2 separate regions of the Homo sapiens genome follow, and region 2 is linked to region 1. A link is a loop called in an ENCODE intact Hi-C map of the cell type or tissue named here. Cell type or tissue: gastrocnemius medialis. All regions are shown on one strand. Links, peaks and the distances in the headings refer to the core of each region. The heading gives the core; the rest is flanking DNA.

Region 1 (14,627 bases), core at 1-8,000:
AAGCTGGTGACTCTAGAAGGGTACAGATTTGGAGAATGCCTGCGCCGGTCCTATTCTTTTTTCCTGGGGTTTCTGGATTTTAGTCTTTTAAGTGGATCCTCCCGTCGGATTACTAGAATCCTGCGCTCACTGCATGCACACAGTTTCAATTAAAGGGGGGGTGGGGGTACAAGGAGGGTCTCCAAATGCGCGAATCCTTCCCAGTGTGTCTTTCTTGTCTTTCTGTGGCTCCCTGGCCCTTCCGCCCCTGCTCCCCATCCCGAGCCCCGCATTCGCTTTGCGCCTGCTGCGCTTGAACTTGTTTCTGGTGGAGCGGAAGGCGCGAGCTGCGGACCCTCACGCAGAGGTAAGGACTCAGGCGGGTCCCGGGCTGTGGAGGGTCCTCACCAGCCGCGGGGGCGAAGCCGCGTCAAAGCAGGGATCCCGGTGGAGGTGGGGGTCCGCGAACCGGAGGCAGGGAGACCAAGGAGACAGCGCGGCGCGAGGAGCCACCCGAGCCGCCGCGGGCTCCTGCCGTCAGCCAGCCTAAGCCTCCTTCACCGACGACGCAGACAATTTAGAAGACGGCGGGGCGGGAGAGCGGGGGTGAGAAATGGGGGTGCCTGCGAGGCCAAGGTCACGGTCAAGCCGCCGGCGGGCCCTGTCTGTCGGCCACTGCGCTCCGGCGCGCCGAGTGCACGGGACTCGGAGAGAACTTGTCCACCCAGGCGGAGCTGCGCGGCCGGCGCTGGGACGAAGGGCGCGGACTGGGCGCGCCTGCCGGGGCCCCCGCCCGACCCGGAGAGGCCGAGGTCACGGTCGCAGGCCTGAGGAATCTCAACTCCACCGCGGCGCCGGGCCTGCGCGGTCCCGGCCCGCCCGGGAGTTGGGGTCAATGAATCCCCTCTCCGTGGTGGCGGTGGGGATGCCGTAGGACTGCACGGCTGGAGCTGAGGGCTGCAGCGGGCACTTCTGAGGGAGAGGGAGTTAGATGGACGGAGCCTGGACGGGCACGCGGGCCCCGCGCGTCTGCTGCCACCGCTCCAGCGCTTGCCCTTGCGAATAACCACGATGTTTGGTGTGGTTTTTCAAGCAAAGGCCCCTGGCAAACTCAAGCAGCCGCTGGCTGGCTGCAGCCGCCCCAGCTCCCAGCAGAGCCCCACTCCCCCCTCCCAAACTTGGCCTCTGCTAACCCGGTCCAGCGCGTGTGCGCGCTCCCCAGGCTGCTCCGGTGTGCGTCCTGCTCCATCTCTCCACCTCTTCCCAGGAAGCGGCAAACCACAGCCTGGGGCGGGGAGAGGGGGGGTTGCATTTTCCCCTTGCAGAGCCCCCCAGGGCGCGCCCATCCCGAGGTGGGGAGGACTGCCGTCGCAGAGGGGCTGGCCGCCCGGGTGTCCCCCCAAGGCGGGGTCTCCCTGCAGAGGAGCGGCTACTGCCTTTGGGACTGTGGAGACACCAGGGGGACAAACTGGGAGGGATGAAGGGCGTGGGAAGGGTTAATCGTGGGCAAAGGATTGCACAGAACACAACTGGCAGTGGGTCGGCTCCTGTCCCCCCACTTCCAGAGCAAACCCTACCGTCACTTCCACCCCCACGGGCACCTTTCCTGGAGTTTGCTTTACAGCCTAAGGCAGAGGCACTGAGACGGGCTCCAGCTGGCTCTGCCCTGGGCTGCTGCTGTGAAGTCCAGAAGCAAGCTCCCAGGGAAGTGGGCCCTTTTTAAAACGCCAGGCCTTGAGAATTATGTAAATTTAAAGGAAAGATGGCAGGTTCTTTCCCTTCTCTAAAAATAGAATGTAGGAAAAAAAAAATAGAACGTAGGCATCTTGATATTAAATTCCAAATAAGAAACCAGCAAAACTCATCTTCCCCCTTCTCATGATTGTGTATCTTCCACGGGTATGGAATTGTGTGGGGTGTTATTGAGGCTGTGTGGTGTGCTGGCGTCTGAATGCAGCTTGACATAACAGAAAGCAGTTGCTCCCTGCGTTCTTATTTCTACAATATACAGAGACTTTTCTGTCCTGTAGATACATGGGGGATGATCATAAGTGAGCTTTTATAAGCGCAGAGTATTACCTATATCACCGTGAAAGTGTATCGCATACAGGACAGTTTTGGCTTATTAAGTTAAATTAAAAGTGAATTCCTTTTAAATGACCTGCTTAACGGCTTTCCTCCTCCACCAGTTACTATTACCTTTTCATTCTATTACAGGTGGAAATGACATTTTTAGGGTCTTCCATTATGTGTCTAAGCCACCTTCTGACATTCTTAGTAGATGGCTTTTTTCCTCCTATGTATCAGGATATTTTTGTTAGGAGGTATACTGAGATGAAAAAAGCTGGGAAAAATACTGGCCTCGCAATTAAATTGACTCCGGATACCAAGATGAAAATAATCATCTGGTATTAATCAAGTTATGTCTCTGCTTCTTGTTGAGGAAAAATATAGTAACGATTTGCTTTCCTTTTCATTTGAAAAGGACTGTGAAATGTTGAATGTTTCATAAAAATCGCTCTACCCAATTTTTGTTCAATTAATCAAAATGCGTATTTTCACACTGGATGTAGTTACATCAGAAAGAAAATTTGCGACAGCCACTCTAACAGTGCTTCAAACAACCCCTGCAGGAACATGTAGCAACCAGTGACCTTGCACATTCCATCAATCTTTAATAATATCATTGTCATTACTCTTATTATCTTAAGTGTTAAATTGTTGCCAGAATCAATACAAGTCTACTTCTTTGAATATATTTTATCCCAGTGTTGTTTTTAACATCTTTGTTAAGAGGCCAATTAATTTCCAACTCACAGCTCCAGTGAAGTTTATATATAATGAGGATTTCCTGACTCTTTTTCTTTTTTCCTTCTTTTCTTTTTTTTTTTTTTGCTTATTTCTACTTTTGAAAGAAGACAAATAAATGGCATGTGAAAATGTGAAACAAACAACTTGCCATTTAAAATGATATGAAATTATTTCTAAACTGATGAAAGGAAAAAATATGCCAAAAACTGAGACAAAGCACATTGAACTAATACTTGTTTAATTTCTTTTTTTATCTGAGCAGCAGGACTAATTTTCTCAAATTCGATCAGATTGTATAGCTTAGCAACCCCTCCAGGGTCGCCAGAACTAGAGGAATTTCTCTAAGCAGAATCTAAATGCCTAACAAAAAACCCATCGTAACATATTTGTTTGTTTGTTTTCTTTTAGATTTGTTGGTGTTAACGCATCTGACATCAACTATTCAGCAGGCCGCTATGACCCCTCAGTTAAGCCTCCCTTTGACATAGGTTTCGAAGGCATTGGGGAGGTGGTGGCCCTAGGCCTCTCTGCTAGTGCCAGATACACAGTTGGCCAAGCTGTGGCTTACATGGCACCTGGTTCTTTTGCTGAGTACACAGTTGTGCCTGCCAGCATTGCAACTCCAGTGCCCTCAGTGAAACCCGAGTATCTTACCCTGCTGGTAAGTGGCACCACCGCATACATCAGCCTGAAAGAGCTCGGAGGACTGTCGGAAGGGAAAAAAGTTTTGGTGACAGCAGCAGCTGGGGGAACGGGCCAGTTTGCCATGCAGCTTTCAAAGAAGGCAAAGTGCCATGTAATTGGAACCTGCTCTTCTGATGAAAAGTCTGCTTTTCTGAAATCTCTTGGCTGTGATCGTCCTATCAACTATAAAACTGAACCCGTAGGTACCGTCCTTAAGCAGGAGTACCCTGAAGGTGTCGATGTGGTCTATGAATCTGTTGGGGGAGCCATGTTTGACTTGGCTGTAGACGCCCTGGCTACGAAAGGGCGCTTGATAGTAATAGGGTTTATCTCTGGCTACCAAACTCCTACTGGCCTTTCGCCTGTGAAAGCAGGAACATTGCCAGCCAAACTGCTCAAGAAATCTGCCAGCGTACAGGGCTTCTTCCTGAACCATTACCTTTCTAAGTATCAAGCAGCCATGAGCCACTTGCTCGAGATGTGTGTGAGCGGAGACCTGGTTTGTGAGGTGGACCTTGGAGATCTGTCTCCAGAGGGCAGGTTTACTGGCCTGGAGTCCATATTCCGTGCTGTCAATTATATGTACATGGGAAAAAACACTGGAAAAATTGTAGTTGAATTACCTCACTCTGTCAACAGTAAGCTGTAAAAACAGAACAATGACATAAATCAAGGGAGAAAGAAAATGGGCACTTTATGTCTCAGAATTACTCAAATCAATTTATTTTTAGTTGGTAATGGATATAATATTTCTTAAAACAAAAGTAAGGTGTTAATGAATAGGTCTCTCCTTCTCCTCCTCCTCCTCCTCTTCCCTTGGGGGAAAAAAAAAAATGTGCTAATAAAACTTCCCTCCATGGCTAAGAGGGAAAACGCTTACATTCAATTCTTTAGTCATGGATGGTCTCGTTCCAGATGTTATTGTTCCAGGGAACTAAATTCATTCCTGATGCCAGATCTGATCGAGTCAGTATGTCTTCAGCTTGATCAGATTTTAAAATCAGTTTTGAAAGTGGTTCCCGACTTCTTTGCTTTGGGAGAATTTGGTCTTATGCTCATAAGCAGTTCATGAGTGACAAGTGTAGCAAAAGCCAGCCATATATTTTCAGAATCTATATCCTCAGGAAATGGTCCTTTTTTTTTCTATAAATCACCAACCAACTATCTAAATGGACATTTGGGGGAATTCCCTCCCAAATTTGATTTTGTTATTAGAAAAATGATTCCGTGAACACAGATGTGTTTTGAAGAAGTAGCACGTAATGGCTTTTATCTACCATCAACCTGATAAGGCACATGTGAAATGGAAATGTTCTCTTTCCTCTGAAGCAGCAAATTAATGTTGAAAACTTACATAGACAGAAAGTAGGTTTTGGAAAGGGAAACCACAGAGATTAGGGGGACTTAAAATTAATATAGGCACAGGAAAGAGAAAAGTGTGCGCTCCATTCTCAGTGGGGGTTCACCACAAAACACGGGCCCCAGGAGGGAAGCGCTGTCTAGGCACACGGCAAGGCCTTAGTAACAGCATGCTACACTGCTCGAGGTACGGTATGTCCCATCGCCCTGTGCACCGTAGAGACCTCAGTCATCTCAAGGAAGAATACATTTGCTTCTCCTTAGAGGCGTTCGAACTAGAAGCTATGCGTTACCTCTGATTCTGGAAACAGAATAGCAGCCACTCATTCTGCATTCCCATTTTTCTCTCCACGTGTTCTGGTGGAATGAGATGCTCCTTGGCACTATAGCCTGATGTCCCACATTGACCCACTGACCACACAGGAAAAGCAGCGAAACCTGCACCCTCTCTTCTGAGTCACGCCTGTGGCTCATCGGCTTCCCTCTTAACCTTTAGTGCCCTGAAGACTGCTGCCGCTGTCACCGTTGCGCTGAAACCCCATGGGCCCGTTCTGATTGAAGGTGAAGCCCACCAGATTATTTTTCAAAGTCTTAGGTTTCGGTGTATCTAACCTGCTCAGTAAATATGGACGCAATTAAAGATGCTCTAGGAAATTTGGGGACTGTATTTAATTTTTCTTTCCTTCCATCTGAGGAGCAAGGAAATCCTACTGCTGAATAGCTGTTAGTATCTATTTTACAAGATTTACTCATTTTCAGGTACCTAATGTAGCTGCTAGCATGCATGCACAACAATACAATTTATATGGTAAATGGAACCAAATAATGGCTTCACTGAATGTTATGGCTGCACTGAAGGGAAATGTCACGGTAAATAGCTGCCAAATTATGGATCATGCCGAAGTGTCACAACTGCACTAAAGACAAATAGCACTAGAGGCTATTGCCACTGTGACGCTTTTGAGTTATGAAGAAGGGTAGCGGCCTGATGCGAGGCTCTTTGTGTCCTCATTATAGCAAAGGGTTACTGGTGCAGGGGACTAGGAAAAACCCGTCCAGTGTGGTGCTTAGTTATTCATCCATCCCTTTCAGACCTAACAGCCACAGCCACACGGAAAGAGACTTTGCCTCACTTTTACATTCACAAACAAACAAAGGAGGGGGGAGCAGGTTTTATGAATGTAACTGTGCACAGGAAATGACTGGTAATGGAAAAAATGTTGTAATAAAATAATCTAATCAAAGAATATTATTAAATTTAACATAGTCTATGTCCAAAAGGCTTAGTTGCTTCTTATGCAGATAGATGTGTGAAATCTAAGCAGTAATGTACTTTCTCCCTTTGTAAAGACTTGGGGAGTAAGGACATTACCAACTAAATTGCTTCTTCGAAACTGAAGTGAGTCCCGGTTTGTTTCATTTTAATGGGAGGGTAATAAAGATGAAAGACCAACATTTTAACTGATGGATCCCTTAAGCTACAGAATAGAAATTTATTGTGTTTTGAGGGAATATACTAAATGCAGCTATGTAAAAATAAAATTCAAACGCCCAGGATTAAAATAAAATATAATCTGAAAACCTCATGTTCTCTCTTTCCCCAAACTAAGAAAGTGCACTGCATGCTGTTTTCACTTATTCTTAGAAAACAAGCATGAAAGATTCCGCCCATTCAGATAATGCCAAAAATATGTTTAAACTTTTTTTTATTCTTTTGAAAAATGATTTGTAAATTGAGGGTCATAGTTCAGCATCAGTTTCATCTTCTGGGATTATTGTTCAAGACCAGCCTCTAATGGGAGGTGAAACGGTACGATGGTCTCAACACCTTTCTTCTGAACTGTAATACATATCACAAAAAGTACATCCATAATTCAGGGCAATTGTCAGTCTTTTTAGAGAAGGGGCCAGGGTGGAACAATCCCAGTGAGTAAATTATTTCTCAGCGTGGACTTCTCTGCATGTCGGGCTTAAGGTCACCAGCCGGGCAGGGTGGAAGGAGCTTGCCTCTTTGAGAAACCAAGGAGTCCCAGTGATCTGTTACCATTTGGTTATGACTTCTAAAGAGCCAAATGCTATTCCTTCAAGCCTGTTTTGCAGGCAGAAAATACCAGCAGTGTCATTTAGGGGTTCCTTTGATGATGACTACTGCTGTTAACTGACCTCAGCATTAAAAAAAAAAAAATTCAGGGAATAGTTTGCAAAGAAATGAAGGAAGTTTTGCATGATATATTCTATAACTTGTCATTATATGATTTCATCTGGATGAAGTTCCTCAGGAGTAGGATAGAGCCTCTGTAAATGGTCATTAGTATTACATTCTGTGTTTATCTAATGAAAGTGCAGTGACAAGTAGCTGCTTCTTATTAAAATGAAAATCCTGCATTATGTACTTGAGGAACATTCCAGCTAATGAGGATGTAATGTCCTCAGTACAACGCAGACCTTCTTTTTGTGTTCACCACCACAAGATGCTGGAAGCTTGACAAATGATATCATTTAAGACACATGCCTGCCTTAGGGACCTGGTTTTTGGCTTCCTGTTTCTGGCTTTTATTTGGGTAACGTTTATAATGGCCACCCGACTTGTACCTGGGTAATGTTTTAACCCCTTCCCCAGAGTTCTCAATTAGCATGAATTTACTACAGTCAGAGTTTCCTTTAAATTGGGGTGGGGGTGCTAAGCACTGAAAATATCTTTCTTGATTACTTTACCATGTGGACATATGGGATAAATACTGTATTTCAGATTTACATAAAAGTAGATTAGTAATGCACAGCTTTCAGAATAAAAACTGATAAAAAAGACCAAGCACTATCAACTTTGGACAGTAATTTCCTAGGTGTTAAACAAGTTTTCTGAATACAATCTGGATGCAAAACGGCCTGATTTGATGAATTCATAATTTTCTTCTGTATACTTTCATTTTATTAAATATTTTATTACTTGGTTAAACACAAGAATTATCTATGTAAACTTCATGGGCTTTTTTGTTGAAAGTTAGATGTTCAGTAACTAATTTCCCAGTTATGGCCCAGAATTAAACATTTATGATCATATTTCAGAAGTCAAAATACAAAACTGGATTATCAAAACGGTTGGTGTGGTCACTTTAAACTGGACTATCAGTATGGTTGCCGTGGTCACTTTAAGCGGGATTATCAGTACGGTTGGTGTGGTCACTTTGGTTTATCATCAATACAGTTGGTGTGGTCACTTTAAACTGGATTACCAATATGGTTGGTGTGGTCGCTTTAAAGTTTGTTTTCATTTTTTTTCTATTTTTAATTCTTACGGGTATATAGAAGGTGTATATATTTATGGGGTACATGAGATGTCTTGAAACAGGCATGCAATGTGAAATAAATAAGCACATCATGGAGAATGGGGTGTCTACCTCCTCAAGCATTTATCCATTGAGTTGCAAACAATCCAGCTACACTCAGTTATTTAAAAATGTACAGTTATTATTGCTTATAGTCACCCTGTTTGCTATCAAATAGTAGGTCTTACTCTATTTTTTTCATTTTAAACTTTGAATTTTATTTTTCCTAGGCTTATAGCATCATGCTATCCCCCTTGTAAAAGGAGGAATGCTTGGCATGAGAACCTTACTGCTGTTACCATGAACAAACTATGGAATGTTGGCAAAAGAAAAAAAAAAGTTACACAAAACACACAAATAACATTTTAATAATATGTATCAGATCAAGTGATTCTTAGTAGTAGTTGATATTCACAGGAAGTCAAAAAAGGACCTATTTCAATTATGTCTGCTTGAATCCTGTTTAATTGTTTCCCTGGCTGAGTAGCTAGTGTGACACAGCAGCAAGACTAAAGGGGCTCTGTGGTCCACATTGTCCTCGAGTCTATTCTTGCCCATTATAGACCTGCCCATTGGTGCTCACTCACTGCATCCCAGGAGGCTTGACTGTCCTCAGGAAGCATGTTGGGGTGCCCTTAAGGGTAAGTATCCCGGGGAGCACAGTTTGGAGAAAACCAATACGTCTTCATGTATGTTGAGAAGCGCTGGGCCAAAGTACAGACTTTTTTTTTTTTTTTTTTTTTTTTTGGGACAAGACCTCGGCTCTGTCACCCAGGCTGGAGTGCAGTGGTGCAATCATGGTTGATTGCAACCTCAACCTCCCTGGTTCAAGCCATCCTCCCACCTCAGTCTCCTGAGTAGCTGGGACTACAGGTGCACATCACCATGCCCGGCTAATTTTTTTGTATTTTTTTACTAGAGATGAGGTTCTACTATGTAGCCCAGGCTGCTCTGGAACTCCTGGGCTCAAGCAATCCTCCCACCTCGGCCTCCCAAAGTGCTGGGATTGCAGGCATGAGCCACCATACTGGCCTAAGTGCAGAAATTTGAACATGTGCCTCCACCCCAAGCCAAAATTTCCCTTGAGGAGCACTATCTATCTGATGATGTCTTTGAAACGGTATGAAATTAAAATAATTAAAACATCCTGCACATAGGTGGTAGCATCTAATATGAAAGATGGATTTATGCTTAGAGCTCAGAAAAATCCTCATAAAATTATTGTGTCTTATCCTCGGCACCTAAAGAACTGAACAGGGTCTTAGAATGATCAAATGGATGGTTTGTTTGGTTGGTGGGAGATGTTGAAACGTGGGTAAGGAATGGTGTCCTTAGAAGAGAGGTTGCCCTAGATGCCGAAACCCTGGAGGTCCATGGTTGCCAGCAGAAACTTACAGCTGGGAGGAGCCTGCACCCATCTCTGGCTCTTGTGAATGAGAAGACTCAATTTGTGTTTTTGTTTTTTTGAGAAAGGGTCTTGCTCTGTCACCCAGACTGAAGTACAGTAGCGTGATCTCAGTTCACTGCAGCCTTGACCTCCTGGGCCCAAGCGATCCTCCCACCTCAGCCTCCTGAGTAGTTAAGACTTCAGGTATGCATTACCATGCCTGGCTAATGTTTTTTTATTTTTTGTAGAGACAAGGTCTCCCTCGTTGCCCAGGCTGGTCTCAAACTCTTGGGCTCAAGTGACTTTCCTGCCTCGGCCATCCAAAGTGCTGGGATTACAGGCATAAGCCACCGCAACATGCCCCAGTTGCTTTTAAACTGTTAAATGTGGGATTTAAAGAATAATCTAGTTCTACCCATTTTATGAATGAAGAAAAGAAACTGGGACCCAGAGAGAAAAGGTGCCCGGTCCAAGGTTACAGAGCCCGTTGGACTCAGAAGTGAAGCTGGAACACTGGCCAATGCCCTCCCATCCGCCAGGTGACTTCTCTGCAGTCCCCTTTACCATCTGCCCGGGTCCTTTGGGATACGGCTGACTAGGGGTTTGAAGAACAGCAATTGGCCTTTGTTATGAATCTTTTTGTGGAGATAAACCCAGTAGAAGTATCACGGTTCTGACCATGAAAGTGTGTTCAACTCTAATCCAGCACAATTAGGATTCCAGATCATTTGATTCTGTGTCGTCTAAATATCACAGAAAGTTAAAAACAAATTAGCCTCAATGGAATTAATGGCTTAATATCCATAATTTAGTTTTAATGCTAGGAGGAAGGGCTCCTGTGAATGTGTTCTTACAAATCAAATAAAGAAAATCAAATAGAGAAAATCATGTGTAGAGCGTTCATTCTCTAGAAGGATTTCACCTACATGTTTTTGCCTATAGAAAGCTGATAATGTTTGACTATCATAATCTTTGCCTTCATAGCAGAATATCTAGAATTTGAATTTGCTCTTCTGCCCAGAATCAAATTCTGAATCCTGTAGACTCAGCTCCTTGGGGGATGAATTCACTCATTGATGGCAGGAAGTATTTTAAGGTGAAGGGGATATGTGTGGGGAAGACATCAGTGGGTCCACGTTTCATGCTCACATGTGGCAAGAACCCTATATTCTGTATAAATGACAGATCATAATTAAGGGTCAGAAACAAGCCCTTCAAAACCACATGACATTGAACATCCATGTCTTTCCACATCGTTTCTGTCTTCCCTTGAACTCATGCATAACAAGCGTAAACTTTCAACTTTACATGAACAAATCCCTTCCCAATAGAAACAGCTTCTTTTAACATTGAAAAACCACTTCACAGGAACGGCAACAATGTCAAAGGCAATCACATTTTGTAGAAAACCTCATTTCTCACCAGGGGACTGGTAGCGATAGTGTTCCCTCTATATGTTGTTGGAATTTACATTTGGAAATTGAATTGTCTCCTTGAGGGTTTTTACTCAAAGTAACTTGGAGAATTGCTTGTGGAATGAGGGCCAGTTGAAGGAGCCCCGGCATCAAGTCAACTGTAGAGAATGCTCATTCTCCAGCAGCAGGAAAATTAAAATGCCACCATTATCAGTATTGGAGAATATTTGTCCTTTCAACTTGTACATATACTTTTTGTAACATTTTAGAACTTATTTGCGCATTTGACGTATTTGATTGCAATTTTGCTGTTTTCACTTCTTTACTGTTAATTGGGTAGAGATGAATGATTCCCACTAGAGAAGGAAAAATTAAAGCACAGAAAAATGACTTGCCCAAGATCACTTATCACTGGTTGAGCAGAGCCTGAGTCCGTGGATAGTTCTCAGACCAAGGCTGTCCTTCACTAGAGAGGGGTGCTTCCTACCCGCTAACATCCGTATGAGTCACCTGTTCAAATACTGGTCCCAATTCAGGAGGTACAGGGGACCTGGGAGTCAACATTTTCCAGGTGACCCCCCCCCAAGAGACACACACACACACACACACACACACACACACACACGCACACATGCTGCTGGTGGTAAGGTCCTGGATTATTACGCTGCCTTTGGAGAGATTCCCATCTTGCAAAATGCTACTTCATCAGGCATTTCAGAGCAACGCAAAGGCTACCTGGATATGAATTGCAACACCAGGGCTTAACACAACTATGAAGATGGTTCCTTTTTATCATCACACGTTCAGCTTCGTTAAGGGAACCTGCTTTCTGAAACTCAGCTGTGGCACCTGATTGTATGTCTGATATTCGGAGGGCTCTGGTGGCAGTTGTTTTCATACAGTTCTAAACAGGGCAGGAAGTAAGTCCAGAAAGGTAATAGGAGTGGCCTGCAGTGGGCCCCAGACCTCCACCTTCACTGCCTTTCAGATCAAGGCAGGGCTCGAAAGGACCTAAACTCCTTGGTGTTTCCCTTATGCTTTTCTAGTCGAATTCTTTGTCATGCCCGTGTTCTCCCCCCTGGTCTGGGGTCACCAGTTAAACCTCACTCTTTTAGCTGGAGTGGTCAGTAAAACTCCTAGCAGGCCTTTGGGGGGTCCGCTGTCACTGGGCTTATGTCGTCATTAGCAAGATACTAAACAATTATCCTGATGAAGGGGAGAAACATCCCATTTATATCACCTTTGAATCGGGTCACTTGGAACAAGCGATGCGGCGACACATGTAGCATTTATTTAAAGATTGGCCCATAGAAATTATAGTAATGTAAGAGGCAGTAGCCTTCATAAGGGAAACGTTATAAACCATACAAATGCTTCGTAAATACATCACTGTAGCCATTGGAATAACACCTGTCTGTCTAGGACAAATGCAATAAAACATCTTGTTATCAAAAAGGAAGCCAATTGAGCTGTAGATAAAATCTAGTTTTAGGAATTTGCAGATAGCCCTGGATGCCCAGGCAGGGAGCTAGCGTCTGTCCTGGGCGCTCACACAGTGCTCTGTGGAAATTGGGCAGGCCCCCACGCCATGCCCCTGAGCACCTGACCTTCATCCTTTGTTTGGGGTTCCGACTGTGGTCAGCACAGCACAGTCTCCTGGGAACACGTAGCCAGGCTTGATGTGCTTTTTCTGCATGTGCCACAACCCACAGGAGAGGCCACGGAGCCGAGCAGGAGGTTCTGGGGAGATGCCTGTGAGCAGCGGCAGCAGGAGAATAAGCACTTCCACTTAGGCACTCCCCAGAGTCCAGCACAGACTGGAGGCAGAACAAGGAAGGACTGGAGGCGGCCGGTGATGACCTCAGAAAATTAGGGGCAGCAGGGCAGGTAGGAGCCAGGGTGGGGAGAATGGGAGTAGAAAGCTTTTGGAAAGCTGGGCTGAGCTGGGCTGGGGACAGGAAGGCTGGACCTCTTGTGCATGTCAGCTTCTTGGGGCCTTTGTAGACCATACATGAGATCTGAGGAGCCCTGGGGTCTCTGGCTGCCAGGTGGGACCTTTGCTTTGACCAGCAAATCTTAAAAAGATGTGGCTATCATTTAATAATGGGACTGGTGGGTGACAGTATAGGCAGTTTGTCACTTGCCTAACTTCAGTGAGTTTATTTTCATAACTTTCCCAGTCCTGTGGAGGCAAATATCTTCTCACTGCTGGGTTCCACAAGCACTTCATTCAGATCTCATCTCTAACACTTTCTGCAGTGTCTCCCTGGAGACTGCGGGCTCCTTGAAGGCAGGACCCATCTCACCTCACTGTCATCTCTGTATTCCCGGGACTTTACTGTGGGGTTGGAGCATAGTACCTGCTGATAAGTGTTAGATTAAGGTATGCTTTTCACTTTCATTTTAAAATGGAACAAAAGTCCACACCCAGTGCCTCACAAGTGTATACTATTGCAGGATTTCAGGACAGGCACTCCAGTTTTTTCCAGTTGTAAATGAGACCCTAGAGAGCTGGTGCTGGTTCCTTTCAGTCCCACACCACAGCCTCAGGCAAATCACGGGCCTTCACTGCCTGAGGCTGCTCACCTGGAAAACCAGGTGAACCGATCTGTGCAACTGGGAAGGCGAAAGAAGATAGATAGCACAGGTCTCGGGTGTCCACCTGATGGTGCAAACAAATACATATTTGATTCTTCAGACCAGTTTGAATGTTCTGTTGCCAGCAAACCCATGTGCTTCCTTAGCACTGCCCAGAATAAACCCAAGTGCTGGATTTTTCAAAAGTCTCAGTAGTGCCTAATACTTGGGCATTGGAATTGGAGTCTCTGGACTATTCTGACCCTCATGTGTCAGAGAAGGTTGTACTGGAACTGAAGAGGGTCCCAAGAAGTACCCAGTGGTTAGTAGGCTGCCAATATGCCAGATGAATGATTCAGCAAGTGAACAGAACACTGAATACTAAACCCTTGGAAAGATAAGAAGGACTATCAAAGATAAACTAGCCCAACTTTCATCCTTCCACTAAGAGTCTCTTTAGGATTCTGCCCATCGTGCCTGGCTCACATGTGAGGACCCCGTTCCAAATGGACAAGGGTGCTGTCTGGGGAGACTCCACTGGGTGATGGGACTTGTGTCTTGCCTGCATGTGCCTGCAAGTCAGACTGGCCTAAGCTCAAAGCCCACTCTTCCATAGATTGTCGCCACAACTTTGGGCAAGATTTTTAACCAACAGGAACCTCAGATTTTTCATTTTCATTTGTCATCTATGCAGGAGGAATAATAATAACCCTAACCTGTGGATGCCTTCCCATAAGGCAGAGAGCACCTGTCCCGATGCCCAGCCCTCAGTCATACCAGCTCCTCTCCCTGCGTTCCCCTTGGAATGAGAGAGGCACAGAGGAGAACTCTGGAAACGGCTGTCTGGGAGGTGTGCACAGGCTCCCCACGTCCTGGTGCCAGGACAGTAGTTACAGCCCTTATGGTTTTTTGGACTTGGGAATAGGAAAAATGAGAGGAGATACCACTTGGTGAATAGCAAAGTTTTGTAATTCATTATCCCTGTGATCCTTATCACCCAAAAGTGGAAGAAGCTAAATGTTTTTTAAGTGGAATAAAATTAACCTGTGACAGGCCCCTAGTGGATTATTTTTAAATCTAACAGGATGT
Region 2 (15,357 bases), core at 4,808-12,807, 1.3 Mb before region 1:
TGTTGTTTAAAAAGGCCCTTCTATTACTTCTGGAAAAACAAAGGGTTAAGTAATTACCCGCCATGAACAAGCGAGGCGATCATGTGGCATGGCTTCTCCGGTTTGGGAGTTTTGATTCTTATTTTCACTGTAGCTTTTTGCAAGTGATCTCTCTCTCGGGGTGTGCTCTGACATGACTTGCACAATTCCAGAACCTCTCTAGCCCTGAACAGAAGCAGAGTAGAGCTGTCTACTTGTCTTTCATGAGCAACTGGGCTCGTTGAAAAAGGGAGGAAAACAGGATCGATCAGCCACCTTCCTCCCAGTTTTTTTACTGGTCAGTGGCCGACTTGCCAGCTGCTCAGGATGGTGTGGCCTCTTGCTTTGTGTTGATTTGGGGTCTTAGAGGTTCATAGGTGATGGCCACAGTGGTCGCTTTTGTAGCCCCGGATGTTACTTTGTATTTAGATTGTACCCCTTTTATTGGAAGGTCAAGGAATGTTCTGACAACTCCAGAATGCTCATTCCAGGCACCAGAGAGCGGGGGCCTGGAAGGTGGTAACAGGGAGGCAGGAAGACAGGGAATGGGCTCACAGCCTTGTCGAGGGATGTGGCTCACAGCTTTGACCCTCAGCGTCCTCGTCTGTGAAATGAGGGTGGCATCGCAGAGACGGAGGAGGGCCCTGGACGGTGAGTGCAGGCAGAGGTGCCTCCTGTGCTCTGTGCCAGGATGAGGATTTATGATTGCTAACAGCACTAGGAGTCATCGGAGTTCCGCATGTTTCAACCTTCGGGTGAGTGTCGCCCCTTGCTGTGTTTGGTAGGCACATTCCAACAGAACGAGTCCTGGTCCAGAAATGCAGTGCGGTGTTTTCTGGGCATTCTTCCCATTTGTTAGTGGAAGCATTCCTTGGCGTATGTTGATAGTGGTTAAAAGACTGCATTCTAGTGCAGTGGACATGATTCATTATTTGGGACTGGTGAGACAGACCTGCCCGATGCCAAGGAGGCTGCCTACGTAAAGACCCCACCCGGCGTTTCCTTATCATCAGTATGTTCCTTCTTGTGCCTGCCGGATCGCCTGTTCTTAGCCTGCCTGCCACCGTCTAACCTCGTCTCCGGGGGCCTGCAGTTGGCCCTGAATCCTCCCGCGTTGTGATGGGATACCCACTGTGCTCCAGGAGCAGTGCCTGGTGTAGCGTGAGGCTTCCGGTTCTACCTCCTGCCCTGCCACTTCCTGAAGCCCCGCATCAGGTCCAGGGGAGGCTGGGCCACTCTGACTCGGGCTGTGGAGCTGCTGGACATTTAAAGGCTTGGTGTTGAGAAGTGTTGCTGTTGGCATCATGGCAGACAGTGCTGGAATACATTCCGAGGGAGGCGACGCGGTGCCCGATGGGGTGCACACGGCCGCCACGTCCTGAATGGCACAAATCCTGGGCTGAGCTCAGGGCCAGCTTGGCACGCGAGGCCTCCCTGGCCGGCAGTGGAGGGCCAGAGTTTTCTCCCACGAAGGAAGCTAGGACGGCTGTCCTCAGAGAGCTTGGGTGCCTGTGGGAGGGCTCAATGATGTTGAGTGGATGGTGGCCACGGGTCAGGGCTGTCACCGGCCCAGGATTTCCCGAGCTGGCACTGGGTCCAGTGTGCCTCCAGCAGTGACCGTGCATGGAGGAGAAGCCGAAGCTCGGGGCAGGGAGAGAGCGCCCTATGCACAGGAGAGGGGCAGCAGGTGGGCCCGGCGCCCCGTTACTGCTGCAGCGTCTGGCTCTGTGCGAAGCTGGTAATCCAGGCACATGGGCACGAGTGTTGCTGGTAGATTGTTGGAAGTGGACATGCGTGTTTGCCTCCAGGTAGGGTATTTGAATGAGTGCTTTTATGTAGGTTAAGAGATCACACACATGTGCTCTCTCAGACACACACACACACCCTCGGGCACACTAGCACATGCTCACACATGACACTCAGTCTCTCTCATGTTCACCCAGCTGCTTCCACACTCACTGTCACACACTCTAACCTTTACACACAGGCACGCACACACACGACGGTGAGGCCTGGCATTGCCTACAGGCATGCACACACACAACGGTGAGGCACGCACACGCACGACGGTGAGGCACGCACACGCACGACGGTGAGGCACGCACACGAGGCACACACACGCACGACGGTGAGGCCTGGCATTGCCTACAGGCATGCACACGCACGACGGTGAGGCACGCACACACGACGGTGAGGCACGCACACACGACGGTGAGGCACGCACACGCACGACGGTGAGGCATGCACACGCACGACGGTGAGGCCTGGCGTTGCCCACAGTGCATGCCCCGTCCTGAGGGTCCCGAGCACTACTCCTGTGCCCTTGGTCCTCTCAGGGACGGGATTCCCTTCGTACCTGTCTAGAAAATGCCCCCCGAAACATCTGTGTTGGGAGGGAGAGCGAGCCTTGTGCAGGATGCTTGCTTGGGAGAGAAGCGCAAGAGTATTTGAAAATAGGAACCTTTTAACTCCACCCCACTGACGTTTTCTTTTTCATAATTTTCCTTGCAAAGCACCTTTTTGTGAGGACTTGGGCCCGTCAGGAATTGGAGCTCCATGCACTGCGGGTCCACAGTGCTGTCTGTAGGGTTTTGGAAACTGCAACTTTAAGTGAAAGGACGTAAAATGAAACTCATGTTTCCTTTCCACATCAGCTTTAAAACAAAAAGACTTTATCAAGGATTTCTGTTTGTCATTTCGCATCAAGTTACAGTTTCCAAGAAGCTATAGATGATGTTAACTGAGGACCTACCGTGGCACTTATTAGCTAAGTAAATGATGGCATTGAAGTGTCAGGAGAAAAATGGCCCTCTGCGTATTTAAAACCATGGTGCGCCTGATGTGTGAGGCAAACGTATCCAGCCGAGGTGGATATCATTGCAAATAAGTAGCTGCAAAGTACATTGGGCCTTGAAGGTGAGAAGAAGCTTATCTCTGCAGAAGTAAAAGAGTATTTTCCATTTGTGTCCTAGTGAGCTGTCTTTCAGAGAGTGGCATGGAAAGGAATTTTCCTGCTAGATTCCAAGACTGGATCGACATGTTCTTACAAAGGGAACCTCCTTGGGTTTAAAAAAATGTTGATTATTTCTGGCACCCTTCTGTCCCTGAGACCCAAGTCAGTGGTGGGAGTTGCCCCCATATCACTCTTTTTTATTTTTATTTTGAGACAGGATGTGAGTCAGTCACCTAGGATGGAGTGCAGTGGCATGATCATGGCTCACTGCAGCCTCGACCTCCCCGGCGTCAGGGATCTTCCCGCCTCAGCCTCTTGAGTAGCTGGGACCACAGGCATGCGCTGCCACGCTCGGCTAATTTGTATTTTTTAATCTTTATATAGAGATGGGATCTTGTTATTTTTGCCCAGGCTGGTCTTGAACTCCTGGGCTCAGGTGATCCTTCCGCCTCAGCCTCCCAAAGAGCTGGCATTACAGACGCCGCCCACATCCCTCTTTAAAGCATGATTTTGCATTTGGATTTAGTTTTGGAAGATTTCTTATTTAGTTAACGTAGTTTCCCTTAAGGGATTTAAGAACTAGTTTGAGATAACTGCCCTTCTCAAAGAAAACAAATATGGCTCTGCTTATCAAAAGTGGAGATATGTTCAGTTTAAGAAGGAGAGAAAGCTTAAAATTGTTTATAAATCCTGAAGCTCCTTGTTGAGAACTTTCCAGAAAGGAATCTTACATGCAAGGAGCATTTGTAGATCATTTTCTTTGCCACATACATGTGGTGTAATAAACATATACCTACACACGCTTAAAAGGGAATGTCTTTTTGTTCACTGCGTGTTGTCTTACTGGCAGGCTGCATAACCCTTCTCCTGTGCTGTCAGCTTAATTTAGCCTGATGACAAATCTGAAGCCTGTGGTCTTCCCTTTCTGTGGCTTCCACTGTTGCAGATAAAACAGGTGGTACCTGTGCGTGATTTACCCAGCCTCACAGCACAATATAACAGATGCATATTTAATGCAGCAAAGTGATTTTGGAAAACAACAAAACTCAGAGTAAACGTAAAACAAGAAATTGAAAGCAGTATTATATGTTTGCATGAATAGCTTGGAAAAAGGATTTTAAGTGTAAAGCTGAGAAAGTATTTGTGTTTAGGATGGAGCCACTGGCCCCCCCCCACCCCCCAGCCCCCATGTGAATCAGTGAGTTTTGCCTTCTGAGTTACGTTACCCAGATAAAGATGCAGCAGCAGAGTCTCGACCTGCGCCTTCATTCTGACCGTCGGGGTTGACTGTGTGGCCCAGTGAGGATGAGCCACACACACATTCCCGGGAGGAAGCCTGGGCTGTGGATGGCAGGCTAAAGTTACAAAGCACATTGAGGGCGTCCTGATGCTCTGGACTTGGGTGGACTCCTTAGCTTGAAGCTGTGGGTCCCAGAAGGCTGGCCGGGATAGGCTAATCCCTGAGCCGACTTTTAACACACTAGTTTATGTGACTTAACACCAGCTAAGTGGATGACAGTCTCCTTAGTTATTGATGGATAAAATGGAAGCAAGATTTTGGGGCCTTTAGTTGAGCAAGGTCTCCAGCGTGCTTATCTCTCTTGCCTCCAATTCTTAGTCATCCAGATTTTGTTTTGCAGCAAGGTCCCTGAATAGGCACTACTGCTCATCGCCCCAGAGTTAGCAAGGCAGAAAAAGGTTCTGCTTGAGCAGTTTAAGCTGCCAAAGAAGTCAGGCCAGGAGCGTGAGCTAAAGTGAGCATCTATTGTTTCACGTTCGCCAGGGCTCCTGAGAAGAGGGGCGAGCACTGATGCTGTCTTTATCTGGAGTGACAAAGGAAGGAGTGAGTTTGGTGGCATCTCATTATTGATGGGTCCTACCATCCTCCTTGAGTTACAGACGATACCTGACTGTTTGAGGATGCCGAGCCCAGTCTCTGGGAGGGGAACAGGGAGGTAACAATGGTCTCTCTGGCTGTCAATTGTGTTTATTAAAGAATAATGGAATAGCAGCTCATTTAGATAATCGAGGTGGAAGCACACTTTGGAGTCATTTTTCAGTACCTTGGTTCGGTGGGCAAGCTGCACACACATGCTCATTTTCTTTCTCTCCCACAGAGGTTTGTGCATGGAGAGCTCTGTGTAGCGTGTCACGTGTGTAAGTGCAGACTCTTTGTGACACAGACTTGCATTGGCGCATCTCACGTGCCTGTTGAGAGTAAGTTTATAAGTAGTCTCTTCTTTCACCAGGTACTTGTTTCTGTGGTTTGTTTTCATGAAGGTGAATGTAATTTTCTTGAATCAGATGTGATAGTATCTGGAAACACAAGCCTGGGCTGCCAGGGGCTTCTCCTGGCTCTCCTGTCTGCCCTTGGCTGTGCTTACACCCTGCTGAATGGGAGCAGGGAGGCCTAGGTGGGCCTGAGTCCTTGAAGTCCCCCACCTGTGCCGGCAGTGATCCTTTCCAGCCTCCATCTGTCCCTGAGCAGTGCCTTGCACAACTGTTCACAACATTTGCATTGGACAAATCAGAGAAAAGGAGTCTAGGGTTGTGTGTGTTGCTGTGTGCCTCCAGGTTGGGGTAGGAGAGAAGTTGCAGGAAAAGAGAGAGGAAAAATGACCGTGGTTGTAGAATGAATGCATTCTTCCACTGCGTAAACCCGTGACTGTTCTGACCTTAATTTCAAACATGGACCTTCTGTGACCAAACGGACTATCCAGATGTAGTCACTGAATTAGTGTCATGGTCTTCGAGTTCTTGGAAAATGTTCGCAAAGCAACTGTGTGACTGCTGTTTGTCTTTCTGTTTGACTTAGGACAGCTTTCCCCCATTAAAGTGTGACAGTTTATTCCCATATAACCCAGGCTGGGATAAAGGGTAGATAACTGTCCTCTTTGGGGACCAAGGGGATGGGGCGGGGGTTGGCAATTCTGAAGTTAAACATTATGCCTTGTTACGTTTTAAATTTATTTTTACCAGAAGCTGTTGCTGGGCAAGATGTTTTGGCTTAGAAAAATGTGCCCACCCTCATTTCTGCAAGGTTGTTTATGATCACTTCAGGTGCAAAGTTTTCTTAACTTTTGTAGCTGAATAATGTAACAACATTGTTACAGGGAGTTGTAGTGGAATTTTGCTTGTTTATCCTTTTTTGTTTCCTGCAAGGAAAGAATAGATCTTCTTTTATCTTCAAAGCCTGGAACTTGCAGTAATGTGTCATTAAGTGTGTTTGAAAAAATATTTTTAGACAGGCAGTGCAGGGTAAATCCTATGGAAATGTGACATCATGTTTTTGTCAGGAATTGCTCTTTGTAAACATTCTCTGATAGATCACTCTCCTTAAGCAGCTGAAATAGCCAACTGCTTTCAAAGGTGCTGTGTATGTTAGTGATAAACTAGGTCATGTTACAGTCGTTATTGGCAGTAATGGAGCTGGAAAATTTAAACTGGTTATAGTACATGTGCTATATATAGTAAAGCATTTGGGAAAGATTTGTCCTTTTGTAATTTTGATCATCTTAAAGTATTGATTGGTGTTTGTACAATGATAAACAAAATCTTAAGTAATTCCTTGCACAATACGCCTTTCAGCTATCCTATCAAAATCTTCTTAGTTTCAGCGTATCTGTTTTTTTCTTTTAACAAAAAATGCGTAAGCAATTGCTTAGAATTTGGTAAAATTGATTATTGACGTGTTTGTTTTTCCTCTATGAGCTCTTAATGAAGGGATTTTTTTGGGCGCTGACTTCTGTGCTAAACAGCACTACATCGGAAGGTAATGTTTAACAGAATGCCTTATGGCTTACTGCATACAATTATCTCTCTTTGTATTCTTGGGCACAGTTCTTTCTTTCATTTGATGGTGGGGACTTCTAGGGTCTTTCACAAAAAGCACAGAGGGACAAGAGAATGTCAGATAGGTATTAATTGCAATCTGTATTCTTATACTGGGAGAGAAATGTTGGTTTTAATCAAGTGGTTGGAAAATAGGACTGTGTGTTTGGGAGGCGAACATTGTTCTTTGCTGCTGGTTTACATGGCATAGTATATACAGCTTATTTGTAGAAACAAATTTCAGTTAAAATATATTTTATGATAACTCATAGAAATTTCGAAAAAGCATGTTTAGTAATGACTAGGAAGTGTCACCCAGTTAAAAAATACGAGTTTCTGCACCATTGTTTTGTTTTCACTGCTGATCATTTCTAAGAAAAATTTTAAGAAATTTTATATTAAGACACTGAATTAGTTAACAGTTTCCACAGTTTTGAGTTTAGGCTCCGTAAAATCTTTAAGCCACTTCTAAATTGGGTTCTTGCTGCAGTTCATCGAAGGCCTTCTGATTTTCCATATTTGTTTTAAAGATAGAAATTGATGAGTTTTCATTTTCTCTGGTGTTCCCTAGGTTTTCAGTGTTTCTGAGTTATGCGCAACTTTAGCTTTAACTATTGTAGTGTAAGATGTAGACGGAGTCAAAGTGAAAACCCAGTGCTTCCATGGCTTTTGTAATGAATAGCGAGTGATCTGTTCTGTTTTTGTGGGAAGGAGAGCGGCCCCTCAGTGACCACAGGACTTCATCTGAGCCGTGGGTTTGGGGGAGATGCAATTCTAAGCTTCTGGAAATGGGGCTCTTAATGGAAATGTTGACAAGATCATTAACTATACTAGCAATGCTGGCTGCTCCAGAAGCCTGGATTTACCTCCAAATCCCTAACGCCAGCTCTTTGTGGCAGACGAAGGGGCTCTAAACAGCACATTTATCTGCAGAAAATTATGGAGCAGGCTCTGGATCCTGTTATTTTTTAGTTCTGTGAAGTTTACTTTTTTAGTGATTGGCAAAGCAACTACTTAGTATTAAGACTTGGAAAATAGTAAATAGTAAATGACAAGTAACAGTAATGCAATAATTTTGGAGAGCAAAAGAAAGGGAACGAGGCTCCTTCCCTTCTGATATAAAAATAGCCACCCCCTGTTCTTCATTTTCACACGGACACTCCTTTATTAAAAAGTCTCTAGAACTATCTTGAATTTCCCAGGATATGGTAAGGACTGTGGAAAGAAAATTTCCGTATCCTTCCTCATTTTTTCTTGGACTTTTCTGAATGTAATCCATAATTAGATTGTGTATTCAGCTGCCCCTCCTCCCCCAGGTCATATTTCAGTAAAAGGACACACGGGCAGCTTCATACTGGTGATGTTCAAGGGACTTCGAGAATATATTGTGATACTGTCTTTACTCTTAGCAAATGTTCTTCTATTTGAACTTAGGTGGAAGATGGAGTTCTCTCTTTCCTCTTGGACCAGGAATTAATTTGGGTTTTTTGACAGTTTGTGGTAAACAACTGCATAAAAGGTAACCTACTTGCGGAAGAATAACATTTAGGTCATATATGCATTTTGGCTATAAATAGCATGATGACTCCAGCCCGTGGTCTGAGGTGCAGAGCCGGAGAAGGCTGTGCTTAAAGGATCAGAGTTCGCGTACTAAAGCCTTATTACGGACAGTTCCTTACATTTGGGGACTAGCATGCTGGCACTTGCTTTGATTTATTTGGGGGGTGCTAAGTAATGTAAAGACAACCTTTGTTTTAGAAAATGGGGCTTTGTCATTCTCCTTCACTCTACCTCGTTTTCTGAACAAAGCCGGCTGGAGACTTACCTCTAGAATAAATGTTTTGAGCAGAAAGACCTAAGCACATTGTTCTCTGGCTGCCCCCACATCAGGTCTGTTGTGGTCAGGGGGCCGCGTTGCTGCTGGCGGCTGCTCCCTGGGATAGTGGCGTTTTGTGTCCTTTTTCCCCTAGTGGGGGAGGTGGGTGGAGTTTCTTGTGAATGCTGCCGATTCTGGTCGCCTTTTATTCATTTCTTCTTCTTAGAGTGGAAATGTAGCTGGTTCATAATGGATTATTGATTGGTCTGAGAACAGCAGCCGCCTCCAGGCCTGTCATCGGCCGTACTTACTCTCCCAATAGTGAATGCATCACTTTATGGGGCTCTTCGGGACCCCAGTCTGGGGACTATAAGCCTGTAATTGTTACTGGTGTACAGAATGGTTTGTAGGGAGAGGAACTCTTCATTGTTGTGATGGAATTTTCCCCCATTTGTTGAGAGAATAGGCTTTTTGTCTCAGTAGTAAGATAAGCTTGTCCAGGATGTTAATGATGTATTTTAATTCATGGTTCATAATACTACAGTGTAACTAGTGAAGCCCGTCTCATTGTTTCCCGGAGAACAAACACACACAGTATACTCAAACACCAACTGGGCCTTGCACCCACTCAGCACACGCACGGGCTTCTGCGCCGACCCCGTAGTAGCTGTGGCCGGGACCAACCGTGTCTGAGAGTCGTCCTTCAGAAACGCACCAGCGTAGTTGCTCTTTTAGATTTTATGATTTGCCTTTTGGAGCCATCATACGCCTTTGCAGACAGCCCTGTAAATATCGGAAGCATTCTGTCTGCTTTGAGCTTTTTGGCGTTTTCCCTCCCTCCCCAATTCCTCCCGTTCACTCCAGCCCCTCCTGAGGAATGCCCTGTCAGCGGAGATGTGCGCAGGACCGGGCTGTCACCCCCCTGCACCCGCGGACATCCATCCCGGGCTGACATCGGTGCCCCCCCCGCCCCCGGAAGGTGGTCAGAGAGGACGCAGACGGGGATAAGTAAAGCCACATGGCGTCGGGGGAGCCAGGGCTGTTTCGGGACCGCGATAAGGTTAATTCATGAACCAGAACTGAAAAAAATGCCAAGCTAGATAGGCATTTGGAAAGCAGCACCCACTTCAGCTTTGCTTCCCTCCCCTGACACATGCTGCTTGTGGGGACTTGGTGCAGGAAACGGGACTTTCAGTTTTCCTCTCGCTCCTTTGTTCCTCCCTGGTGTCTCCCAGTCAGCTTTGCTTGGTTTCCGCAACTTTAAGCGTTCGATTGTTGAGGAAATGACTCTAAATACGAGAGCATATTTGGTTAGCCTTCCGGTGCCTTTTTCGGGATAAGGTTTTAATAAGGTCAACTTCGGTAGTTGTAGGGAAATCAGTACACAACCATTCAGCTTTTGTTTTGTACTGGTTTAATTCACAGGCAGAAAATGGCAAGATTTCCTGTCGATTCAGAGACATAGTTATTATTTTAAAATGTAAGATGTTTTACAGTTTTTCCCTGATAACGCCATATTTAACTGGTCAGAACATTATTGTTGAAAATAAGGAAGAGGAAACCTGCACCGCGTTGCTGATTTTTTACTTCGTCAAGTGCTGGGAAGGATAGTTAGGAATGCCAGAATACACTCAGAATGCCAGAATACACTGAATTTTGGCTGATGTTCGGGAGAGTTCGTGTTGGCCACAGAAGGCTTTGCAACTGGAGCCCGTGGGTGGGTTTCTTTAATGGCTTTGGGCAAGCCTCTAAAACATCAGAAAGCGATCTTTTAAAATAAAACACTGCTTTTCAATTGAACCAGGTTCCTATTATTCAGACGATTTTTCTTTGACTTTCTTTGGAAAACTTGAGTTAACTAAAGGTAGTTTCCCAACCTGCATTTATTACAGCCCTGGAGCTTCTGTGGGGCCTGGGGAGGGTGGGGAGTGGGGGAGGGGGAGGGGCAGATAGGGGAAGAGGCCTACCAGGTCCCTCAGAGCTGCTTTGCTTTTGTGTTACTGGAGTGGCAAGTAGGATTTATTTTTTTAACTTTTAGGAAAAGTTTGCCAAATTTGGAAAAATGGAAAGAGTTAGAAATAAACACCCCCCCCCCTTTAGTTTCATGAGTTGTTAACATTCTGGTACATTTGCCTTCTCTCCGTCTCTCTCTTTCTCTTTGGTAAAAACCAACTCTAAATATTTCATTACACATCTCCAAAGAATAAGACCACTCTCCTATATTACCAGCTTAACACAAGTAACAGTAGTTCTCAAATATCCTGTAATATCCAGTCCATATTGAGGTTTAATTTCTACGAAGAGTTCTGGAGCTACAATATGTTTGAATGTGCTCGTTGTAGATGATTATAGGTGTTGGTCAAAGACTTTTTAATTGTGTTAAATAACCTGTTGTTGTATAAACCATAAGGGCCCAGTGAATATAGAGGTGTTCCTATTTAGCTATTTTGAATCCAGCTTTCTAGCTGCTATTTTGTCCTTTTGCATTTATTAAACCATGTATTGTCATTGCCAGTGACCAAGTACCTTTGCACTGATATTTCATTCACTTATTGAACAATTACTTATTAATCCCGTCTAAGATGGATTGAAGATTTACAGTGTAGTAAACATTGTGGCTTGTATGCATTAATTTAAATTTTACTGGAGTATGATAAAATAGATATCATTGCTATCATTTACATTTTAAAGATGAAGAAATGGACTGAGGAATAGAGAGGCTAAGACACTTGCTCAGGGTCACACAGCTGACCTCAGGTAGTGGCAGAACTGGGTTTTAATCCCAGGTAGTCTGGCTGCCTCTCACAACTTGTTGGGTCACCAGACTCTTATCATTGGCTGAAGGAGGTCAGGAAGGCTGTACTGTACCTGGGTGGTGGTTGGTCAGCCTCATGACAGGTGGGGCAGGGACGCAGGCCTGAGGGCCAGAGGAGAGCATGAGCATGGGTACTTGGGAGGCTGTTGGGCCGGAGTAGGGCTCAGGGCTCTAGACACCGGGGTCCAGGGCAGCTATGGGGTTCAGACCCTGAGAAGCCAAGGTGAAGAGTTTGGCTTCATCTTGCAGACTTGGGGAGCCTCTGAAGGGCTGGGAGACTGGTGGAGACCGGCCCCATCTGTGCTCTGGAACGATGGCTTTGGCTTGACTTGGGCACATGGATTCAAGAGTGAGTTGGGAGGTGCAGCCGACAGGATGTGGGGTTATTACTGGGCACTGCTGAGATGGGGAGGGAGGAGCCAGGGAGGACCTGGTGTTTTGTGCTTGGGTCATGAAAAGTACTTAGAATTCAAGCCACACCAGTGTGGTTCCCAGGTGAGCCTCAGGTTCCCAGGGGAAAACCTGGCCAATCCTTGCAAATATAGTGAATCGCTTCCCTCCTGGCCTTCTGGAAACTTCTCCTTGTCTTACTGGTGCGCTGCCAGCACGCTTTGATAATAGTATGCTTCCCTGTCTGACTTTGAGTTCCTTGAAGCCGGGTGCTTTTTTTGAGTCATCTTAGATTCTCTGGCTCCTGATACGAGGCCTTGCACTTGGTAGGTGCTCAGGAAGTGCTTGTTGCAGGGATACCCTCGTTAGCCCCTGACCGCACCGCCCTAGGACTGGAACACCTCTAAGGAGCCTGCCGTCACCTGAAGTTCCTCGGGGATGTGGACAGAGACTGCTTCCGCTATGTTTGCGCTGTACATACCCCCTGGCTTTGTGAACATGGTTTTCTTTCTGGCTGTATGTGTTGTATCAAGGCTTTGCAGTGCTTGTTTCTAAAGAAGTTTCTGTAGTGTCAGTGGGGTTAACCCTGGGTACACATTTCTTCACACCGGGAAGTGTTTCAGCAGCTTACCGGGGCGTGTGTCAGGAAGTGACTTTTCTGCTCTGTATTATTAGGTCAAAAAGGCAGTTCTTCCTCACTTACAGAAGGGATTGATTAGTTGAAATACTGGCCTACAGAGTAAATGTATCCCAAATTTAGCAAATGTAAGTAATCTGGAGAAAGTCATTTAATTTCAATTGTATGATATAGGCAAAAAAAGAAAGACAAGGAAAAGAAAAAGAAAAATATCCAAAGGTATGGCAGCAGCCTTAATATATATGTCTTTAGATGTTTTTGATGTTTACATGGTTAGTTTTAAAATGTAGCTACATATTTTCTACTTTATATTTTGTCCTTTCTTCAGACTCTCCCCTTCTCCGTTACAATGTATTTTTATGTTATGAGTAAACAGTTTTTTCAAACATTTTACTTCCTGTTTTTTAATAAATGTGATTGTTACCTAAGTTTTTCAAAATGAAATAAAAAAATTTATTTCAAAAATTATATAAGGCATTTAAAAAAAGTGGCCTTGAACTGTTGATTACATCTCTGGAGAAACACACACACATACACACACACTCACACACACTCACATACAGCAAGAGATCCATTGGAAATCTGCTTTAAAACCCTAGTCAGCAAGTCATATTTATGCCTAAACAATTAAATTACGGTTTTGTCTGGCATGTTCCCAGTTCCAGCCTTGGAAAAAGTTTGTAATACATCTTACCAGAACAACAAATCTGTGATTGAACACACAGGCACACCATGTGTTCAGATGGGTCCCTGCCGTCCGAGGTGCGTGGGCGCCATATTGCATGTCAGCTGGACACATGCTGTACCCTCCACCTTGGCTCTGAGCATCTGTGTTGTTGCAGAACCTTTCCGTATTCCCTGTGGTTTGGGTGGCAGGCTCACATGCACAAGTTTTATAAGGCTGGTTATCTCCAGGCCCGTGTGTTACAGGGAGAGTTGGAACAACTTGTATTTGGCGTGCGTTTGAGAAAGTGGAATAGAGCAGCCCAGGACGGAAATGTCTGCGGCTGGAACTGAGGTAGGTAGCACTTTATCACACGGCGCTGCTCCTACGTGAGGCACGCCCCACTAGGGACCAGGATAAAGGTGGAGGAGGCATCCCATCGAAACCCTCCTGGCTTACAGGGGTTGGCGGGATTTAAAGCACAGCCCGTCGTGCCAGCAGGGCCGCTGACGTCCCAATAATCCTCCTAATTGGGGCGGCCGCCCATGGCGTGTTTTGAAGTTGGAAGCTCTGAGGACAGCATTCTTGTTCTTTTTTTGGAAGGGATGCCCTTGTCTTAAATAGCAATTTTTGCCTGCAGCTAAAAAGAATGATTACAGAGATCTTTTGATTTGGCCACTGAGTAACCCCTTAGGAGAGTTCGTTGCAGGGAATTAATTTTTGACTGTTTCTTTAAGGTTTGAGAAACTTTGCTAGTCAACTGTGGACATCAGGAGGGGATCACTTAATCAACCCCTGGGCAGAGGCAGCTTTGCTCACGTGTCCTTCAGATAATGGCGGTTTGGGCTTAACTTGGTTACTGTCTCAGCACTTTTTCTATTTCTACATTTATGTATCTTTCCCTTCACAATGTTCTTAAGTCTAAAAACACATCCTGTGCAGTTCTCACAGGGATTTACAGCAGGTCTTATTTTTGAAAGATGGGACAGGCGGAGAGGTAGTGAGCAGGAAATAGGAAAGAAGGAAGAGCTTGCTTTGTTGATCGCAGAGCATCGTGGATGCTGCTCCTTGAACGTCTGCCTGTAAATTGCAGGGCTCTGCAAGTTTCGGGGAAAGCTTTTAAGTGAGTTTAAGGAAATGGAGACTGCATTCTCTAGTCACCGGGTGCCTGAGGGCCAGGGTTCAGGCTCTAGCTAGGGCGGGGGTACCGGGGAGTCAAGGCTGTGCAAGGATTGGATGGGTCCGATGCTGGCACAAAGGCCTTTCAGATGTACAAGGGCCATGCTCCTTGATACTGTGCCATCTTCCGCTCAGCCGTGGTCATGGCCCAGGATGCCGAGGCTGTGCTGCTGAGCTGGGCTAGATGGGGCTGTATTTGGGGGCTCTGGTGATCCACGAGCGAGAGTGTCTGTATTTCCCCAGCACTCCTGGAAGGGTACCTGCAGGGTAGGAAGCTGCCTGGGATGAGAAGAGGGGCCTAAGTGCCAGGTGTGTGTTTGCCTGGATGTCCCTGGGGTCTGGATGCTGTGGGCTCTGAGGGGGTCACTGGATTTTATAGAAGGAGGCATTTGCAAGGGGCTTCGGTGACATGTGGCTTCTTCTTATTGTTTCTCTGTGCCTGACAGAGGAGGGGACGAGTTGAGGGCGTGAAGGACACGCCTAGAAAGGCATGTGGCTGGTGACTGGGAGCATGAGGGCTGGGACCAGGGTTCCCAACTGCACGTGTGCACTTTGTGCTGAATGCCCTGTGTTGGCCATGACCCTGTGACCTGCACGCTGACGGGTGCACAGCTGCTGGCACACAGCTGGCTGGCACAGAGGCCGCTTCTCTGGGCGCAGACCCCAGGAGCTGCTGCTCTGAAAGAAGGCAGGAGCTGATAGCCCTAGAGCACAGGGTTTTGGTGATTGGTGTGAGTCTTTGCACAGAACAAATCTCCTTTTGCTTCATGCTGCACTCGAGGGCTGTCTCTAACGGCCCTGACCAGGCCTGGGCTCCTCCTGGGTGAATCCTGTCTCTGGAGCTGGCTTCTGGCAGTTGAATTCTCTCGAACTGGAGAAGTGTCTTGACATTTAACATCCTTTATAGACAAACGTTGGAGGTCCAGGGGAGTCTGTACAATTATTTCAGAGCCACCAATTTCCAGGATTTTAGTTGTTTTTCTTTTCTTCCCTGTAAACGTATTTTCTATATGATTGTTCGCACTTGTAAGGTTTTTATACCACATCCAGTCAC

The links. A loop is a pair of places that touch in the nucleus more often than their neighbours do. Peaks named below come from ENCODE experiments on the same cell type or tissue, not always from the same donor. Only the 100,000 strongest peaks of a DNase experiment are listed, where the experiment ranks them.
Region 2: a loop joins it to region 1, with 4 times the contacts of the local background. A loop is called at or near these places in 2 of 110 quality-filtered maps.

Annotation. Positions count from the first base shown.
Region 1 is chr18:75,190,912-75,205,538 of GRCh38, reverse strand. PTGR3 (prostaglandin reductase 3) reads left to right here. Exons shown (of 2, transcript NM_175907.6): 2 at 3,199-10,426. The coding sequence ends at 4,123. Among named protein-coding and RNA genes, the nearest start is that of PTGR3, 11 kb to the left of the region's middle. RefSeq lists silencers at 504-603, 684-853 and an enhancer at 1-911. In gastrocnemius medialis, for the core only: a CTCF peak has its summit at 3,475; a DNase peak (open chromatin) is centred at 3,398; H3K4me3 peaks cover 2,485 bases; H3K27ac peaks cover 4,789 bases.
Region 2 is chr18:76,445,541-76,460,897 of GRCh38, reverse strand. The region is part of intron 2 of ZNF516 (zinc finger protein 516); the gene reads left to right. Among named protein-coding and RNA genes, the nearest start is that of ZNF516-AS1, 38 kb to the left of the region's middle. RefSeq lists enhancers at 198-795, 796-1,393, 2,806-3,305, 11,178-11,677, 11,678-12,179 and 4 more and silencers at 4,644-4,703, 4,724-4,803. In gastrocnemius medialis, for the core only: a CTCF peak has its summit at 8,761; DNase peaks (open chromatin) are centred at 8,417, 9,747 and 12,357; H3K4me3 peaks cover 3,035 bases; H3K27ac peaks cover 8,000 bases.